Linked DNA regions of Homo sapiens: region 1 is linked to region 2. The links are chromatin contacts, found by Hi-C in ENCODE. All regions are on one chromosome and are shown on one strand. Each heading gives the region's core, a stretch centred on a gene start or an enhancer-like site at or near the end of the contact. The rest is flanking DNA. Distances are from core to core; before and after follow the strand shown. Region 1 overlaps LINC00970 (long intergenic non-protein coding RNA 970). Region 2 has its middle 36 kb from the start of XCL1.

Region 1 (6,854 bases), core at 4,305-6,804, 430 kb before region 2:
TTTATATTTCAGGAAGGTCACCCCAATTCCCTTCCCCACATCTGCCTCTCAGCTTCGTTTCCTATTCTTGTGGTCTGCTATATGGGACTCTTGTTACTTGAAGGTATTTGTAGAGTTGTAAGAAGGCTTTTTGGCCAGGTGGGCCCAAGCTGGAGCTAAGAGGCTTTGTGAAAACAGATGAACACCACATGGCTTTCCCTTCTTGCCTCTGCCACTCTGCTGCCTGACCATGGGCAAGCCCTTTCCTGTCTGCTCTTCCAGGAGCTTCTCTGTGTAATGAGATGCATAGCATTCAGGAGAGTGGATGAGCACTAAGACCTAGCCTTTACGTTCTGTTCTTCTGATTACACTTTCCAGTGACCCTGGCATACAAGTGTGTGCCCAGCCACTCAGTGGGGAGGCATACCCATAACCTGCTCAGTGGAAGAGGTCAGGCTTCAGCAGAACTCGGTTTGCTGCTTTCTTCCAAGCTGACAAAACTTTTCCAAATTTGGAAAGCAACTTAATGGATTTGGCTAATGAAGTGTTGCATAAACCAGATGATTAAAAACAAAAGCATAACAAAGCTCTTTCATCTCAGGAACAGAAAGCCACTTGACATTTGTTTCTCCCCCATTAATCACCCTGCTTTCTCATAGATTTCTTTGTGATGGTGGGTGGGGGATGATGGAGGTGTTGAGGTCACACTCCGGTGGCTGCATGGCTGCCGACAGCCATTCACTGCACTCTGCCTTACTAACTGAACCCTGATTTGGCTCACGTATCAGTGGCCACACTCTTCAGGGATAGGCACCTCTAGGAGGTGGAAGAATCTGGATTGGATAAGCCAATTACAAAAATTCTATTCCTGCTGCTTGTAATTTTGTGCTATGATTCCATCCAGTGAGATATGAAGGGAAATCTGCTAGGGTGGCAGAACCTACTGGAAAAGTTCTTCTCGTTTTTTAAAAAGGATTCAAGGTAGGACTGCTCCCTCTCTTTCTGCCCCCCTTATCATTGTGTGTGTATATAATGCTTGACTGTCTGGATACTACAAAAACAAATATCAACAAGCTGAGAATGGCAGAGAGAGAAAATGGGAAGAATCTTCGTCCTTGATGACATTTTTGAGCTTCTCATTTAAGCAACCTTGGAGCTTCTTTACTTTGGAAGCTCTTATTGTGAGAGAGAATAATTTGTCCTTGTTGCTCAGGGCCACTTCTAGTTGGGTTTGCTGCTACAAGAGCATGCTAACAGCTGAGCGAAGCTGCCTCTTTCGCTCCCATCTGCCTCTCCCTTCTTAGAGAGCATTTGGGAGAGGTTATTGTAAAGGCAAGGGCACCATCGGAGTGCAGGTCTCTTACCAGAACTTTCCAAACCAATCTACAATGTAGGGCAGAGGAGAGGGAAAGTAAATCCCCTGTAGAATTGGTTGGGGCAAAGCCTAAAGCTGCCAGTCAAAAAGCTGAAATTTATTTGACTTCCTACGTTCTTAAACTTTGAAATTCGCGTGAAATTTTCATTCTAGTTTTTAAAATGTCTTGTTCTTAATGTAAAACTCCTCTTTTATCTACTTAACAGTTCAATTATTTGGCGCTTCCTACCATGTACATTTTCAATTTAAAGTGAGGCTACGCCAACCCCTGGCAAGGCTTGTGCCCCACATGATACCAACCAGCCAAGTACCTGCTTCCAGAAGCAATCTGTGGACAGAGCTTGCAAAGGTCCATGAGATCACTGTTGCAAACCGGGGAGAGGTCAAGGCAAGAGGAAGTATCTTGGGTAGATTGTAGCAACTTTCCCCTCCCACAAATCCTCTGTCTGGAAAGTCCAGGCAGTGAGTGATGACAGAAGCCAGGCACAGACCACATTCCTGCCACAGGTAAGGTCTGTATGGGTGAATTTCCAGACTGCACAGGTGGCCCTTGTAGGATGGCTGAGAGGCCAAGTGACTTGCTGCAGGCCGTCGTTCAGTGCCAGAGATGGCATCTCACTTCCATTATGCTTCACAAACTCTGGCAGGCTGCAGTTTCAGTTAGATGTAAAAGGAAAATTACTGACATTATTTTGAATGTTTTTCCTGTGTTGCCCCCACCCACCTAGGCTATTTTTTGGTGAAATCTGAATTCTCCTTTTGTTAAGGCTCCCTGGACTATAAGCTCAGGGAAGCCAGAGACTTTGCCTATCCTGTTTCTTGCAGAATCCCTAGTACCTAGAACCATGTTTGGCACATAGTATGTGCTTCATAAATATTTTTTGAATGATGGACTTTGAATATATTGAATTAAGGATACTTTGAAGGCTATCCTAGAATAAGAGAGAAGAAAGTACTTTGAGGGCAACTATAGTCTAAAACAAGTTCAGACAACAGGGATGGAAAGGAACAAATGAAGACAGGGCCCTGGACACCCAGGAGTGGATCTCAGAAGGCATCCAAGGAATGAAATGCTGGAGGAGGCAGTGGTGGGGACCTAAGTGTGGCCAACTGCAAGAGGCATTGCTCTAGTTCTCAGGAGCCCCGAGTGAGACCACAGCTCATCTCTACCTGTGCCAGAACCTCCGTGGGTCTGGGTCCAGGGTCTGAGCCGCATGATGCTCTTATGGACCCTGGAGAAAACTGTGCTCCATCCCCTTAGTGCCTCACCCAAGTCCTTACCAGGAAGACTGAATCTGATGACGAGATTTTCCTCAGTCCCTGTTCAACAATCTCTTCCTGTTTAATCACCCAGCAAAGTTTCAGGACACCTGTCAACTCAAAGTGGGGTGGTTTCCACATCCTGAAGGAGAGGCTGTGGGGAATCCCCTGAATTATTCCTGGTGGGAGGAGAAGTAGGAGGTGGTGCCAAACTTCACAAACTTGAGATAGCTAAGCTGGCACAGTGGTGGTGGAAGAGACCCTTGTTAGACTGTTCAAGGCCTTCTCTGCTAAGCATTTGGGGAGAGCCCAGTAAGTGGCTGAGTGGGGCCAGGCATCCCAGCCTCCCTGCTACCTGGCTGTCTGGCAGTCCTTTACTTCTCGTGCTCTCTTCTCATCAACAACAACCTGGCATTTGTCTTTCCAGACTCAAGAATTTTTGAATTATTGGGTTCTACTCCACCTGCTCCCTTAGGTACCCTGCCTCTCAAATTGGTATTTCCAAGGGAGGGAAAAGTTAAGCCAAAGGTTTCCCAGCTGCTTATCTCAGCTGAAATGATCTCAGTAGTGTGCACAGCGGTTGGGCACAAGGGCTCTGGAGTCAGCTCGCCTGTGTTCCACTCCTTGTTATGTCTTTACTAAACTGTCTAATCCTGGATAATGCATGTAATATTGGTAGACTCTAGAATTCTCCATAAAAGGAGGTTAATGATAAACCCCTGGTATCATTCTGAGGATTAAAATAGATAATGTACGTAAGGCATATAACACTGGGCTTGCCACAGAGCAAGTGTTCAATAAATGTCAACGATCATTGTTTTTGCCTCCCCTTTTTATGCTTCCTTTTTACCTTTGCCTACATTGCTAAGTGCTTTCACCTTGTTTCATGGTGAGTGTGTTTGTGGAGAGTGAAGATAGGAATGATAGGGCACAGAGGCATTTTTTTGTCTTATTTTTCAACTCACCTGATACATAAAAAAAATTGATGCTACTTATTGAGGACTGGGCATCACACATACTATGGTGTTTTTAAAGCATGTCCACAAATTTTCGGCACTATTTCAAATAAAAGGAGCGGTCTAATTCTGCTCTCCTAGAATACAGTCTGGTGGTAGTGATTTGCTTCTAATAAATAGAAGGCAATGGAAGTGATGTCACTGTGTGACTTTCCAGCCAGGCCAGAAAAGAGGATATGGTTTCACCTGTTTCTCTCTCAAGTGAGATACATGCCTTTGGAGCCCTGAGCTACCTCATAAGAAATCTGGAGACCTTGAAGGGACCATGCAGAAGGACCATGTGGTGGGTCCCAAAGGGATAGAGGGAGGTGCCTGGGGAGCCACAGCTGCTCCAGCCCCTGCTCCAGCTATTTGTCTTCCCAGCATGGGAACAAGACCTGTGAATGAAGAAGCCTTGAAATTGACCCCAGCTCTAGCCACTGACCAGTCTGCCTCAATCACCTGGGAGACCCCGATTCAGACTAGCTCAGCTCAGCTGCTCTCAAATTCCTGGCCTACAAAACCCACAAGAGCTAATAAACAGCATTGCTCTTGCAAGGCACTAAGTTTTGGGCTGATTTGTTATGTATTGCTAGATAACAAATAAACGCATGATATCAACTAATAACTCTGTGTGGCAGGTATTGTTATCTTAGTTTCACAAATGAAGAAACTAAGGTTTAGAGAACTTGAGAAGCATACATACAATACCGCTAGGGAGACACAGAGCTGGGACACAAACTTGTGTCCACGAGACTCCAGAGCTTGTCAAGGATCCTCTGCACCAGGAGGCTGCCTCACTGGATGCTGGAGGAGGTTGAAACAAATAGGTAAAATTGTGTTTTTCTGTATCTGCCCTACTAGCCTCTCATGATTCTAAGATTAAACACACGATCACATTGTGTTTGGAAGATCACCACCTGTTCAAAACACTCTAGGCTCATAGTTAACTGGCAGAACCAGCCCCTGAAGTGAATTTACTAAAAGGCTCTGTGTCCTGCGTCTCCTTAGGAACAGTGCTGGGTTTCAAAGTAGGCATCAGGGCAGGGCTGCTAGTTAAAGGGGGTGGTCAGCAGGCCCAGAGGGCCCAGGTTGCCCTGGGGAAGCCTGGAGAAGGCTGTGAAGTTCCAAGCTTAAGGCAGGCAAGGGAAGGCCATATGGTGTGTGGTGAAAAATGGCGGAGGAAAACAGAACAAACAAGGCTGAGGAGTGGGAGCACAGCTGAGAAGGAAGTGAGAAGAGCACGATGTAACGGAAGCTCTGGAGAGCAATGAGAGAAATCTTCACAGACTGGATGGCTGAATGCTCCCCAGAGACACAGAAGGGCTCTGCTGCTGCTGCCAAGGGGAAGCAATTGGTTTGATATTAGACCCAAGGGGATTTACATGCCAAGGTCCACTTTAGAATTTCTATCCTAACCTCTGAACCCATGTACTTCTAAAACGTATATGTAAATGTTTCTGAGAAGACAGGGTCCATTCATTCAGGTTAATGTCTATCAAGCATCTATTATGTGCTGGGTGACCAGTGACAATGGGACATATAGAATATAAATTAAACACATTTTCTGCCCAAGAGGAACAGGGTCTGGAGGGAAATGATAATTTTTGGACACCTATTGTGTGCCAGGTCCTATCTGGGGTGATTTACTTAAATTTTCTCATTTAATCTTGACACCTATTCTACAAAATAGGCATTACCTTTATAAGAAGCTGAGCTTAGAGAAATTAAATAACATGCTTAAAGTTATATACAGCAAGCAAGTGTGTGTGTTTTAACCCAGGTTAATCTAATTCTAAAACCCATAATTGTTCCGCTGTCAACCCTGCCTCTCAGGCTTATGGGTTCGCATTTCTGGGTGCAGATTTCATGGAACTGTGTACAGAGGGCTTTAAGTCAGCAGAGAGGAAGTGGTTAGTCCTGCCTTGAAGAAGGTGCAGGAGGGGACGTGGTTTCACAGAAGTTATTAGATCAGGGCAGTGTAGGGAGAGGAGGAGTTTAGTAGTTAGAGAAGGACACTGTAGACAGAGGGAGTTGCAAGTCAGAGGGAACAGTGTGCCAGGCATGGAATGGAGGAAGACATAGTTGGAAAGACAGGCCAGGGCTAGACTGTGAGAAACTGTTTCTTTTCAAAGGAATATGGGCAAAGGGAAGCACTGAGGTTTTTAAGCAGGAAAGTGACTTGATCAGATGTGCCTTTTAGAAAGGTCATCCTGATAGCTCTTGGCAGTATTGTTAGGAGCAGAAAGAGCCTGGCCATTTTCACTTAGATGTTGCACTGACCTCTGAATCTCAAAAATCTCACAGTGAAATGCATGATCTGTCTTCTTCCTGCTTGCAAACTCTTATCTACTCCTGGGTACCCAACTTGGTAAGCACCTCACCATCCACCCAACTGACCAGGCCAGGGGCCTTGGCTTGTACAGAGGTGGGTGTGCACAGATGCTGACAAAGCTTAAGCATCAGGGCCCCTCACTCACATGAGCACTCTCCAGGCCCTGCACTGAATTTTGTGTTTGCAGCTTTGTAGTCAAGAGCTGTGCTAATCTCTTAGTTGTGCCATTTTTTCTCTTAAACTCTTTCTAATTTGGCTTTCAGCCACTATCTGCCACCTGGATCCCTGTAGTGGGTTTTGCTTAGGTTAGCCTGCTTCTCTACTTGCCACTGGAAATTTTATTCTCAAAGTAATTCTTCTAAAACATAAGTCAGGTCATGTTATTCCTCTGCTTAAAACCCTGTCATAGTTTTCACTGAGAGTAAAAGTCAAAGCCCTTACATTGCGCACTAGGGCCGTGCATCTCCTGACTGCTGTTTCCTTTTTGAGTTTTTGCCCACCACTCTTCCTTACACTTTGTGCTGCTCTAGCCACACTGGCCTGGAGCCACTCCTCAACACTCAGGCCCGCTCCCATTGTAGGGTCTTGGCTTTAACCTTTCCCTCTTTCAGGAGGCCCCTCCCACAGATATTTTCTCACCTCCCACAAGTCTGTGCTCAAGTCTTGCCTTCTTAATGAGACCTATTCTGACTACTATTCTTTTTTCTTTCCAACTTGTATTTTAGGTTCAGGGGGTACATGTGCATGTTTGTTACGTGGGTAAATTGTACGTCACAGGGGTTTTGTGTACAGATAATTTTGTCAACCAGGCAATCAGCATAGTACCTGATAGGTAGTTTTTCAATCCTCTCCCTCCTCCTACCCTCCACCCACAAGTAGGCCCCAGGGTCTATTGTTTCCTTCTTTGTGT
Region 2 (7,305 bases), core at 1,183-3,682:
TCTCACCATCCAATTTCAAACTACCAGTGGTTTAACAGCCACTTCACAATTGCTAAAGAAAAAAGTGTTCAATGATACTTTTTAAATCACAGCGAGAATGATTTTATTCAAGATCTTCACTATAGGTGGTAGGGACCACTGCAACAGGGTCTTACAGTGAAGAGGGGAGATGAGGCTTAACTCGGAATATAGGCTGGGAAAATGGGATCAAGGTAGGAGCTATTAAATGAAAAATTATTGAGAGGAAACATCAGGGGTAAGGGGGATTCTGGCTAAGTCTACCTAACAACATGTTTACTGAAGATGGGCTAGAGTGATCTGACATTACCTCGGGGATGGTGAAGAATGAGGAATTTGATCAGATATGTAGGGTGGTAGATTGTTGCTAAACTAACTTAGCAGGGCTCTTTGCCAAGACTGGTTTTACAAGGGAAATACACAAATAGGCCTAGGAGAAGCTTCAGAAGCCTGACTAAAGTTTGGCCAAGCAAATAATCTTTGTCACAATATTGTTGTATATTTAACAATCAGTTCTTGAGAGTGGGCTCGTGCCAGCTCCACCATCCTACTGCTTCCAGGTGACACTGGTCCACAGAGGCCTCCCGATTACTAACTTCCTGATACACTCCTGGGCTGCACCTGTCCCACAGCCATGCCCACCCAACACCTAACAATGACTGCCTTATACTCTGACAGTGTTGAAACTCATCTGATCTCTGTGGTCCTGGAAAACAGCAAAGATTCAGAATCTTCCCCTCTTTATATTCTCTGAAACCTCTACCCTTTTGTGTTTCCAAAACAGCTACTGCAAAAGACCACCCTGCCCTGCGATATCCTGAATATTCCAAGATAAGACCCTTCCTTATGATGCTTTTATTTATCTGCCTTTATAAAACCCTGGGTTTTCCTCTCTTTTCTTTGAGACAATGCTTATTAATGAACATTCTCCCTATTTCAATAGCCTCAACTAAAACACCTCCTTAATTGTATAGTACATTTTCTTTCCCCACTCTCTGTTGTCAGTTCACTATTATCCTGAACCCTGCATGGATTCAGTCAACCACCTGTCTCTTGGGTTGCCCCTTAGAAGCAGGAAAACCCAGCCTCTCCACACCAGCCCCAGTTGTGCTTTGATGCCACACCCCCAGTTGCGATACTCATTGTTGATTCTGTTGAAAGGGAGATCTCTGGGTGAGAGAGCATGAGCAGCTCAGGGCCTGAACTGAAATCCATGAACACAAGCCTTCTTGCCCATGTACTGGGATCTCTCCCTTACTTGGGTACAGTTCCATTGCCCTGCAATCATGGTGGTAGTTGTGGGGTGTGGTATAAATGAAGACCTGCTAGCTTTCTCCTCACCTAACATCCTCCTTCACCCATGAACATACACGCTCATCCCCTGAGGGAACATCTGAGCTTGCTACAGCAGGTCAGCCTGGCATCAGCTCTGCCTCAGAGCAGCCCCTCCACTGCCCTACCCAAGCCTTTTACACCTTGAGATCAACAACAGCTCTGGCCCCCCTCCATGGACATTGCGTCAGACTTAAGCTCCTTTCCAGAGTCTCTGGAGGACCCCAAAGAAGAGTCAAAACTGCCTCACTCTTGGGCCATGCTCTGGAGGAGGCACATTCTCCCATTCCTGGCCAAGGGCACATCCACAGTGTCACTGGGCTCCATGACTGGGCTTTTGAACCAGAAGACCAAAATTTGATTCTTGACTCTGTGCTTTGAAGCTGTGTGATTTTTGCTAAATCGTTTAATTTCTCTCAGGTTTTTTCTATTAAAAAATTACTTTAAGATAACAACAATAATATTTCATAAGGTGACTATAAGGATTAAAGTAAACCTCAAAATGCTTTGTCAATGATAAAGTCCTATACATTTTAGCTGCTCCTGTTGCTAGTGAATCAAAATAGGAGATGGCTTTAGAAGACCTTCCTGAGGAATCAGATCACTGTTTTCATACATTAAAAATATTTATTAAGCACTGACTATGTATCGGGGGCATGTGAGGTCAGTGCCCTCAGGGAGTTTACGGTCTGTGACAGAAGATAGCACGTTTCCGTTTCCAGGCGATTACAGCAGGGCCCTTGCCTCTCAACTGTGGACCTTGCCTGCAGCCTGGGAATCTCATGGGAGCTTGTTAGAAGTGCAGGATCTTACCCTGAACATACCAAACGGGAACCTGCATTTCAGCAACATCCTGGGTGATTTGTTTGCTGCTATTGAGAGTGGCAGAGAAAACAATGTGTGCAGCGGGTGCCTCCCAATTTCTTTGCAGGGTCTCAAGGCAAGCTCCCAACAGGAACGAACATCTAAGCAGGGGCCTTAAGACCCACAGCCGGCTGCCTGAATTTCAGCAGGGACAGACTGAGTGTAGCGGGGCTTGCTGTCCACTTTCTGAGTCCTCCCCCTCCCTCTCTTCTTCCCCCCTCCACTCACCCCCACTCCAAGCTTGGCATTCTCAGGCACTCCTCACACACCAGAGTGAGGAGAAAACCCCTCTGGCCCAGTGAATTCCTTCTTAGAATGGCTTCTACCCCTTGTGGAGAGCAAGCGAGTCTTTTGAAAGTATTTTTCTATAATGTGTCGCTTGGATGGAGGGATGATTGATGACTTGATGAATTGCACATTGAACTCTGACTTTTAGGCACTAAATATAAACTGTGCACATGCTGGAAGAGCTAAATTTAGCGGCGCTGACATAGGCGGGGAGGGAGGGGCCATAGGGGGCTCTCCCGGGACAGGCTGGAAGCAGCCAGAGTGATGCCCCAGCAGCTGCTGCAGCCCAGGGTTAATTTATGATCCTGTCAGGGAAAGAGGTGCACTGGAAATTTCATCCCAGGCTGATTTGTTCTTAGAGGGGTTTGTTGTGAGTCATTTTTCTGTTTTTCAAAAATAATAAAAACAGATGCAGATTGGGAAGATGTCTGCCTCCATCTGATTTGTTTTCTCCCATTTGGGCTATGGCACCGGGCTGTCCTCCTCAGGCTGGGCTCGGATCTCCCGGTGGTTATTTCTAATTCTGTCCCATGCTGCCCCAGATCTTCTTTGTTTAGTTAGATGAGAAGGCTCTAATTATTTAGATTGAAGGTCAGAATGAGAGTGGATCTCTAATGCTGCCAAACTGCAATGCTCCAAAGTGTCCTTTCTGGTTAAAAATCCTGATTGTCTGGTGTACTTTGAGGAAAGCTACTTAGCTGCTCATCTTTGTTGAGGTTAGGGTGAAGGGAGGAAGAAACAAGACTCCTTGGCCTCCTGCCTCTCTCCCAGCAGCGTGAGAAGAGAGCATTAGTGCAGCACTTAGGCTGTCCTGGCAGAAAGCAGACAGTGGAGACAGGGTGGCATCATTTCAGAACACAAAGTGGGTCTGCTGGTCCTCCATCCCCCACCATCACCCTGGCAGCCACTGTGGATAGGGAAGCCACAAGCAGCATCCATTTGCCATTTCCCCTTCATTATCAAGAAGTCATGTTTCCCTCCTGGGGTAAGATAGAGACAGCTCATCTACATTTTGATTGCTGTCTTTGGATAATGATAACCGGAAATAGGCTCTGAACTCCCTCTACAATCACTTTCCATTAATTAGACTTAATTATGTGGCCCAAGCAAGAAAGAGAGAGCTCCTTGCCAGTCCATGAATAAATCATACTTGATTTACTCCACCGTGTTTGCCCTCACTTCTCCCTGGTTCCCCCAAACTCAAAAGGAATAGAGGAGCACTGTGGTCAATTTGCCATATCACCCAGCATCTCAAACCAAGAGCCTCTGTGTCTGCCGTCTCTCCCTTATCCTTCCTCCTCCCATTGGTGACTGAGAAACTGGCTGGTCTCAGCTCCAGAAAGAGGAGAAAAGAGAGCATTTGGCCCACTGATTATTTAAGTGTCCCCATCCGCATGAGTTTGGAGGTAACATTCAAAGTGATTGACACTTAGGGGGCTCTCAGGCCATGCTTTGGGGAACATAGCCGACTCTCTTCTGGAAAGTAAGGACATACTCAGCCTGAGTTCTTGGAGAAAACTTTCCAGGGAGTCCTAATCATGCTCATTCTAAGCATCTCCACTAGCCCATGATTATACCCAGAGGGATTTAAAAAGTCAGAGAAATTTTCTGCTACTTTATAAACATGTTAATATGTATATGGCTCAGGGACTTGTGATGGGCACTACTGGGAGCCCCAGAAAGAAGTCTGAAGAGAGAGCTACCCTGAACTGTGGCCCAGCAGCTTAGCATCCATCAACCCACTACCTGGAGTCTAGATCTCCCCACCTCTCTTGGGTTTCCTATTGCAGGCCCCGGAGACGTGTGGCATGATTTCTCTCTCAAGCCTGCAACACCATTGGAAGAGGATTTATCAGGCCATGGAGTCTCTCTGAGAAGTCAGTCAGCAAAAAGCAGCCTCTGGCACCAGCCATCACTTCAGTGGCCTCTACAGATATCTCACATCTTAGGGATGGTGGTCTTGAATCTAGGAATCCAAGGTGTGTGACAAGGTAACAACACGAATGCAGATTCTCCTTAGGTTATAAAATCAACTGACAAGTGTACTTTTCACAAATTAAACTCCCCTATCTAACTCCAAAGGTATTTTCTCTTTGATTTGCCTTGAATTATGAGGTTCTGGGGGCCCTTTCAGTAAGGGGATGAGCACTGGCTAGCAGACTCTCGGGGGTCATCTGATTCCACAGGGTGTGCATCTTTCACTGTTTTCATTCACTAGTTAATTTTACAACCCTGAAGGAATAGAATTTAAGTTTTAGAAAACTGAGAGTAAAGTAAATTATTCTTATCTAGAGAAATGCAAGTAGATTGGTAGAAATTTGATTGATTTTCATCCTGTAAAACAAGTTAATGCCAAACATTTGACTTTACAGCATTGTAGGCTATTAATCAGTTTTCTACCTTTTGCAGTTGTTTGTTTTTGTTTTTTTTATTATTATACTTTAAGTTCTAGGGTACATGTGCACAACATGTAGGTTTGTTACATATGTATACATGTGCCATGTTGGTGTGCTGCACCCATTAACTCGTCATTTATCTTTTTAGCAAATTCATTTCAGCACTCCTGATTTTGTGTGTGTGTGTGTGTGTGTGTGTGTGTGTGTGTGTATTCTTCAAATTCTCCTTGAACTCATTTTAGCATCTTACTCATTCCCTAATTAATTAATGGGTTAAGTAAAATTTTTGACATTTATTCATGTTACATTTGCATGTGAGTCATGATTTTACCTTTTTGAAAATTGTACTTTAGCATAACTTTTTGGCTTAATGTTAACAGTTACTATATCATATTAGTAATCACTCACTATATCAACTTAAGTTTCCATTTTTTTAAAGAAAAGTGGCAAAAAAGAAAAAAATCTGTTCATATTAGACTAAATTATGTGCTACAGAATGTTAGAACAGAAGGCTTTTCTGTGGTTTCCAACTCATGATAAACAAGGGAAGAAGATATTCAGAAATATTCATATGTATTTTCCAGGTATTTTTATGTATGTTGTCTAATTTATATCTCACAGCATCCTTGTGATATAACTGATATTGATTCCATCAATATTAGAAGATACTTACTCTATACCAGCCACTATTTTAAGCTCTCTGCATGTATTGACATATTGCATTATTACAGTAAACTTATGAGATAGGTGCTATTATTATTCCCATATTTCAGATGAAGAAACTGATGCACCAGGAAGTTAAGCAACTTACCCAAGATCCCACAGTATTTGGTGGATTCTGGATTCAAGCCCAGACAGTTTAACCCCAGAGCCTGTGCTCCTTAACCACTTTTTATTTAATCTGTCTTTTACAGATGCAAAAACAGATGGCAAGTGGGGTTACTTGCCCCACATCACAAAGCATGTTAGTGGCAGTGCCAAGATTTACACCCAGGTCTGCCTGATTTTAAAGGCAAACTTTCTCTGCTAGATCAAAAAGACAGTAACAGAAACTGAGATATACCTCCAGCCTTTGCCCTATTGAAAACCCCATCGGATTTAGAGATCAGAAAAAAAATAATCCATATACTGTTCCTGCAAAGCAGTAAATCAGCTCGAAAAAAAGAGATGTTAGGTATTTGAACCTATAGAAAACACACACAAACATAGCACTTTGCATCTTTCTTGAGGTATTCAGGTACCGTGTTCGGCTGGATGCTTTATTCATCTGAGCTCTTGTCCTATTTCTTACCATTATCCTGCCAGCCCTAGAGGGCAGTAACATTCCCTGAAGGACCTAGCCCAGTTCTTTATGCAGAATAAGCTCAAATAAAGATTGTGGGATTGGGGCAGACTGGTGTTACGTGGAGGTGGCCACTCAGCTGAGATCCTGAGCATCCTCAAACATGATGACTCCAGCAGAGATATCTGCCCATCACCCCACTGAGACATCAAGGAAAGGTGTTATTTACTAGGTGCTGGGGTGGGCAGCTGTAGGCCATGGTTTAGGAAAGTCCAAGATGGGGAGGAGTCTGGCTGGGATTATAAAGAAGAGAGAACTTAGAGGGCGGTGGGGGGAGCAGGGGTGACGGTGGGGAGGAAGGAGTAGTTTGAGCAGACAGAAAAGGAGAAGCCCGTAAAGTGAAATTGTTCAGCTAATCAGTTACAGGGGCCTGCTGCTTTAATACCGCACCCCTCCACCGCAGTTCCAGGGCATCTGGCCTTTCCCTCCCCCCTCTGTCTCCTCAGCAACCTCCCACACTTCATACCCCACCCATTGTCACAAACAAGCCCCAGTAGGGCAGTATTCCCCACCATTCCCAGCCCTCCCCTCTGAACAGGGCCAAATTAGGGCTTTATGCCCCAGCGCCACCCCTAGAAGCTCCTAAGCTGCCCCCTCCTCCCCTGCTGCAGGCTCTCTGACTGGCTCTGCATTGCAGCCTGCAGTCGCTGCACCTCCATGTGCTGCGAACTCAGCCCAGCTCTCCAAGCTCTGATCTGCACTGCGGTGCCGCCCCCGCATGTCTTCCCATTCTCCACTCTGCGCTACTGCTTGCAGCTTACATAAGCCCCGTGCACACATGCAGTGAATTCATCTCTATCATTAAAACCCCGGGCGAGACAGTGAAAGCTGAAATGCTACTAGGTTGTCCTCCTCTCAGGAGCTGTCAAATAGTCATGCCCTGAAACGACAAATCCAGCACAACAAATACCCTGTGACAGGTCAGAAAGGCAGCTTGATCTAACCATGGACAGCGAACTCTTCTTCCTAAGGAAGTAGGGACACTTGAGAAGGAGGCCTGTGAGTCAGTGCTTTGACCTCTCTGCTAGCACAGCGCGTCACCCAACCTGCTGCGACAATCGCCAG

Evidence for each region. A loop is a pair of places that touch in the nucleus more often than their neighbours do. Pooled maps may share reads with other maps.
Region 1: a map of sciatic nerve shows a loop between it and region 2 (7-fold over the local background). The contact joins two enhancer-like sites. A Hi-C loop is called at or near these places in 2 of 168 maps with a recorded cell type or tissue (prostate gland and sciatic nerve) and 2 of 50 pooled maps.

Annotation. Positions count from the first base shown.
Region 1 is chr1:169,043,216-169,050,069 of GRCh38, reverse strand. The region is part of intron 3 of LINC00970 (long intergenic non-protein coding RNA 970); the gene reads left to right. Among named protein-coding and RNA genes, the nearest start is that of LINC00970, 40 kb to the left of the region's middle. RefSeq lists enhancers at 4,770-4,899, 5,452-5,711. Within about 2 kb of position 5,554, at least 6 of the 41 ENCODE cell types and tissues checked have a DNase peak (open chromatin) inside an H3K27ac peak, as active enhancers do.
Region 2 is chr1:168,609,243-168,616,547 of GRCh38, reverse strand. No RefSeq gene overlaps it. Among named protein-coding and RNA genes, the nearest start is that of XCL1, 36 kb to the right of the region's middle. Within about 2 kb of position 2,432, at least 7 of the 41 ENCODE cell types and tissues checked have a DNase peak (open chromatin) inside an H3K27ac peak, as active enhancers do.